Regions from separate parts of the Homo sapiens genome. Here region 1 is linked to region 2. A link is an interaction called in ENCODE POLR2A ChIA-PET data of the cell type or tissue named here. Cell type or tissue: PC-9. All regions are shown on one strand. Each heading gives the region's core, and the rest is flanking DNA. Links, peaks and the distances in the headings are about the cores only.

Region 1 (2,921 bases), core at 175-2,674, 57 kb after region 2:
CACAATTACCAAAGTAGTTGGTGGTGGTCACATGATGGATTTTGAAAACCACATAAGTGAGGTTCCATTGTATAAAGATATTTTTATTCATAGCTTATGATACAAAACTGAACCAATGAATTTTCAAATTATCCTAGATACTGAACATTAAGAAAAACTTTGATTCATTTAAAAATACATAAATTATTTTCATTTCACCCCCCAAAGTATGGTGCTTCACTGTTCCAAAAATACTACACATTCAAATAAACTGTAATTATGAACACATACAGCTTCCCACAGTTAGAACTTTAAAGATGAATTGTGTTAAATAAAATGCATGTTGCTGCAATATTTAAATATGCTTTAAAGTAAATCATTATTATAAGTAGGTATGTAATTACTATGGCTTTAGGAAGGTTTAACTGGGAACTAAAATACAAAAGAATAAAATTTCTGCAGCTTTTGACCAAAATACAATGAATAGATATCCACCATAAATCTGCTCTCTAATCCCTCATTCCAGGTCTTCCTAGATGAGGTAACTGGAATGAAAAATCATAGAGAGAAAAAGTAAAATTTGGAACAAAAGATATGAAAAATAGAAATAGAGAATCTAGAAATATTAAGAACTTCAGGCAATGTAAAATCCAATTTTTAAAAAAACGAATCTTTACTGGAGGAGTAGTGGCTTTGAATCTATCTCCCTAAGGATTAGAGCAAAAATAAGATTTCCAAAAGAGTGGGTATGTTTTGGTCAGAATGGAGGAGGAAGTTGTCTGTGGTACTAAGATGCAATGTAGTACCCACCTGGCACTAGGTACTCTTTAACCTAATGCATTAGTCAACCTTCTAGTATTCAAGTTTTTCCCTGAAATTTGCATCATTTTAACTTGTACATGTACTGGCAACTGGCAGCTGAGCTCTCCCTGCCTGGGTCTCCCACAGTTACAGCAAATTGGCAGTAAGCCTTCCTTAGCAGCTGCTAATGGGCTGAAGGTACCTACAGCATGATTCCACTTACATGAAACAAATACAAACCCACCTATTTCCATGTGTACCACATATGTATGCAACTACACAGAAAAATGTTTGAAAAGATACACTTAAAACTGTTAACATGTGCTACTTCTGGTGAGGAGATTAAGGGAAAGGTCAATGAGAACTTTCATTTTATGGTTTGAATTTCTACTATAAGAATGTAATCATTTTCTTTCCAGTAAAGCCTTGTGAAAAAAAAAAGGATGTAATCCTGTATTATTTGCTTTGAATTATTTTAAAAATTAGCAACCAAGAAAGCAGCCCTGGGACGCCAGCCAATGCCCAGAGCAATGTGAAGAACAATGTAGTTGACCACAGAAAGCTGCATTACCAGTTTCTTCAGGGGCCAATAACTTTATGAGAGTGAATCTATCTTTGTACCAGGTGTCCTTGATCTGGCTAATCTACAACTTTCCGCTGGACATTTCACTGGGATATCTTGAGGTTCCTGCAAACTCTGTAGGCCTAAAACCACACACCATCATCTATCCCATGTGACTTTCTTATTTTTACCAACTCTATCATCATATTTTCAGGCTACTTCATCTTCCTTGCCCCCCATATCCAATTAGTCACTGAGTCATGTTTATCCCACCATTGCCATTTGGCTGCTTCTTTTCATTTGTGCCACACTACACTACTTCATGCTTTTATCATGGATAAACTTTTTTTTTTTTTTTTTTTAGATGGAGTCTCATTCTGTTGCTCAGGCTGGAGTGCAGTGGCACCATATCAGCTCACTGCAACCTCTGCCTTCCAGGCTCAAGTGATTCTCATGCTTCAGCCTCCTGAGTAGCTGGGATTATAGGTGTGTGCCACCACACCAGGCTAATTTTTGTATTTTTTAGTAGATACAGGGTTTTGCCATGTTGGCCAGGCTGGTTTTGAACTCCTGGCCTTAAGTGATCCACCCACCTCAGCCTCCCAAAGTGCTGGGATTACAGGTGTGAGCCACCGCGCCCGGCCACTTTTCTCTTTCTTAAGTGCTCAAGTCAGAGTTTATCTTACTTGTGAAGACTCTGTTGTCTGGTATTTTTGTTTAATTAGTTTTATTTATTTAAAAAAAAAATTTTTTTTTTTGAGATACAGTCTTACTCTGTCGCCCAGGCTAGAGTGCAGTGGTACCATCTTGGCTCACTACAACCTCCAATTCCCAGATTCAAGTGATTCTTCTGCCTCAGCCTCCCAAGTAGCTGGGATTACAGGAGCCTACCACTATGCCTGGCTAAGTTTTTTGTATTTTTAGTAGATACGGAGTTTCACCATGTTGGCCAGGCTAGTCTTGAACTCCTGACTTCAGGTGATCCATCTGCCTCAGCTTCCCAAAGTGCTGGAATTACAGGTGTGAGCCACTGTGCCTGGCCTAGCTTTATTTTTTAGAGACAGGGTCTGGCTCTGTCACCCAGGCTAGAGTGCAGTGGCACAATCATAGCTCACAACAGTTTTGAACTCCTGGACTCAAGCAATCCTCCCACCTCAGCCTCCCAAAGTGCTGAGATAATTAGTTTTATTTAAAATTTGGATTTATTTTTATGACTGAAGTTGATTACAGTTATCTTAAGGGGAGAATCCTTGTCCTAAGTTTCATATTACTCCTAACTGCTCCCCCAGACGGACTCACCTATCACAGTGTAATCATCAAAGAAGGCATTCAATAAATTTGTTGGCTGATTGACTCACTGAAATCAAAGAAAATTTCTCTGTACCTTCTTTATTTCTGGGTATCATTGTTTATATGCTTCCAAAAGTAAAAAAGAATAAATTTGATACATTGATGTAGCCATATATCTATTAAAATGCACATTGCTTGAATTTTGAGTTGGAATATATGTTCCTGGAGGTAAACATTTTGGTTGGTGCCAGTTCATTCATTCAACAGTATTTCTTGAATGTATAATATG
Region 2 (2,921 bases), core at 160-2,659:
TCCAGGCTGGAGTACAGTGGTGCGAATGCAGCTCACTGCAACCTCTGCCTCCCAGGTTCAAGCGATTCTCATGCCTCAGCCCCCTGAGGCTCTGGGATTACAGGCGTGTGCCACCACGCCCAGCTAATTTTTTTATTTTTAGTAGAGACTAAATTTCGCTATGTTGGTCAGGCTGGTCTCAAGTGATCCGCCCACCTCGGCTTCCCAAAGTGCTGGGATTACAGATGTGAGCCACCGCGCCAAGGCCCCAGTCTATTTTATACACATCAGCCAGAGTGATCTGTGAAAATCGAAAACCAAGTCAGGACACTCCTCTGTTCAAAGTGCTCAAATGGCTTGCCATCTTGCTCTGAATACCATCAGAAATCCTTATCATGGCTTTTAGGTAGCAAGAGTAGAACATCAGAATTTACATTAGTCTGAGAGATTCTAGATCTACACCCACAGAATTCACAGAGAATTATGATGGTCCTGGGGCCTTTGGACAAGGCATTTATAGTAACATACCTTAACGTTGACAAAATGAGACAAAACCCAGAACCTTCACTTTAACACTGAAAGGAGAATCTCTAGGGAGAGGTGAGTAACTAAACCCACTTGCTTTTATCAATTTTACTTTAAATTTGGGGTCCCCTTGCAGTTTTTTTTTTTTTTACTGTTGCCACTAACAGGCTAGGACCTTACTTTCCTCATTTTGTAAATGGAGGTATTAATTATACCTATGTCATAGGGTTATAAAACTTTGAATGAGTTAATAAATGTAAAACACTTAGAACCAGTTCTGGTACACAGTAAACACTCAGTACATTTCAGCTAATATTATTAGCACTGTATCTTAGTACCTAACCATAACCATCTCATTCAGTAACATAACTGGTCTTAACTCAAATAGTAGCTAATTCCACTTACCTGTCATCGCTCATAGGCAGTCATTTACATGGGCAAAGATAAAGGCTAGGACAAATTTATCCCAAAACATTTTTTTTGTTTTTTTTTTTGTTTTGGCTTTTGGTTTTCGTTTTGAGACAGTCTCACTCTGTTGCCCAGGCTGGAGTGCAGTGGTGTGATCTTGGCTCACTGCAACCTCCGCCTCCTGGGTTCAAGCGATTCTCCTGCCTCAGCCTCTGTAGTAGCTGGGACTACAGGCACCCGCCACCACGCCCGGTTATTGTTTGTATTTCTAGTAGAGATGGGGTTTCACTATGTTGCCCAGGCTGGTCTTGAATTCCTGACCTCAGGTGATCCACCTGCCTCAGCCTCCCAAAGTGCTGGGATTACAGGTGTGAGCCACTGCACCTGGCCAGTAAATATAATTTCTAAATAATTCATTTTCATTGTGTTTTCTGAAAAGATTCTTTATCTGGAATAGGGGCTGACTTAATGAGAACTTTAGTACTTGGCTGCCTGAGAAGTGTAACTCAGACTTACCCATCACACTGCACTTAGGAAACTCCATCCTGTCATTCTGTAATGTGGCAAGAATTCAAAAAGTTCTTCATGTGCCACTTGGAGAACAAAGAGAAATGTAAGCTGTGTGTTCAGCAGTTAATAAGCAAAGAAGAATAGTGTGTTGTCAGAGAGATAAAAGGTCCATTTTGTTTTAGGGACCATTAATCATTTAGCTTTGTTCTAATATTTGTCGTTGATATCAATTTTTAGAGAAAGTGCAGGATTCTAGAAAGAGGGTAACAGCCTCGATCCACTTTGAGGGCAGTTACAAGGGAGGTAATGTGGCGTGAGTACTTTTCTACTCTCTGAGGACTTCCATCCTTCTTTGACACTCAGCTGCTCTCCTCTCCTTTCTTCTCCCTACTCTACAATCTGACCCCTTACCATTCTATCATAGACTCCAAGCACTGATGCTACCCTCTAGTTGTCCAGGACTTAGCATGACATATCCCATTCCTTGACCATTGCTTACCTTCCCACCACTATTTCTTCACCCATCAACCACCTACATTGAGGAGAACTTTTCTGTCACATTTTCTCTCCTCAAAGCCCTAACAGGTGACTGCTGCTCACCAGACTAGTTAGCGAAAGGAGTGAATGGCCAATACCGTTTTGTTTTGTTTTCTTTTGTTTTGTTTTGTTGTGTTTTGAGGTAGAGTTTTACTCTTGTTGCCCAGGCTGGAGTGCAATGGTGCTATCTCGGCTCACTGCAACCTCTGCCTCCCAAGTTCAAGTGATTCTTCTGCCTCAGCCTCTCAAGTAGCTGGGATTACAGGCACATGCCACCACGTCCAGCTAATTTTGTATTTTTAGTAGAGACAAGGTTTCTCCATATTGGTCAAGCTGGTCTCGAACTCCTGACCTCAGGTGATCCGCCCACCTCAGCCTCCCAAAGTGCTGGGATTACAGGCGTGAGCCACCACACCCGGCCACCAATACTGTTTTTTTAGATAAGCTTGCAAAAATGTATTTGCTTATTAACAGGGTATCTGGGAGTGGCAATGCCTTAATTAAAGGACCAGTTTCTCCAATAATAGAATTAGGGACATTTTGACATCCCAGATGGAAAGCGATTTTCTTTCTTTTCTGTATTATATGATCATCAAATTTAATTTTATTACATCAATATTATTACAACCAACTTGAACATGTATTACTCTGGCCAGGTTTTTTGTTTTTATTAGTTTTTTAAAAATTAATTTTTATTGATTTTGAATTCACATACCCTAAAATACCCTAAATTTTTAACCAAATCTTGAATTTGGTCAAAATTCAGTGATTTTTTGGTATATTTACAAAGTTGTGCAACTATCACCACTAATTCCAAAATCTTTTCATAGTCCCAAATAGGCAGCTATTTTTAGAAAAAAAAATTTCAAATATTTATGTCTTAAAACTTACGCTGTAAGATTGTGCCTAGTTATGAAAAATAGGTCAAAATGTCCTTTAGAAGTTTTAGAACTCTTTTGGGT

The links. ChIA-PET counts read pairs that join two places held together with the same protein. Peaks named below come from ENCODE experiments on the same cell type or tissue, not always from the same donor. Only the 100,000 strongest peaks of a DNase experiment are listed, where the experiment ranks them.
Region 1: POLR2A ChIA-PET joins it to region 2 with 6 read pairs; 2 of 35 experiments call an interaction of 5 or more read pairs at or near these places.

Annotation. Positions count from the first base shown.
Region 1 is chr4:165,198,561-165,201,481 of GRCh38, forward strand. No RefSeq gene overlaps it. Among named protein-coding and RNA genes, the nearest start is that of KLHL2, 7.5 kb to the right of the region's middle. In PC-9, for the core only: no CTCF peak of the experiment used is centred there; a DNase peak (open chromatin) is centred at 1,351; H3K4me3 peaks cover 445 bases; H3K27ac peaks cover 1,718 bases.
Region 2 is chr4:165,141,356-165,144,276 of GRCh38, forward strand. No RefSeq gene overlaps it. Among named protein-coding and RNA genes, the nearest start is that of TMEM192, 30 kb to the left of the region's middle. In PC-9, for the core only: no CTCF peak of the experiment used is centred there; no DNase peak of the experiment used is centred there.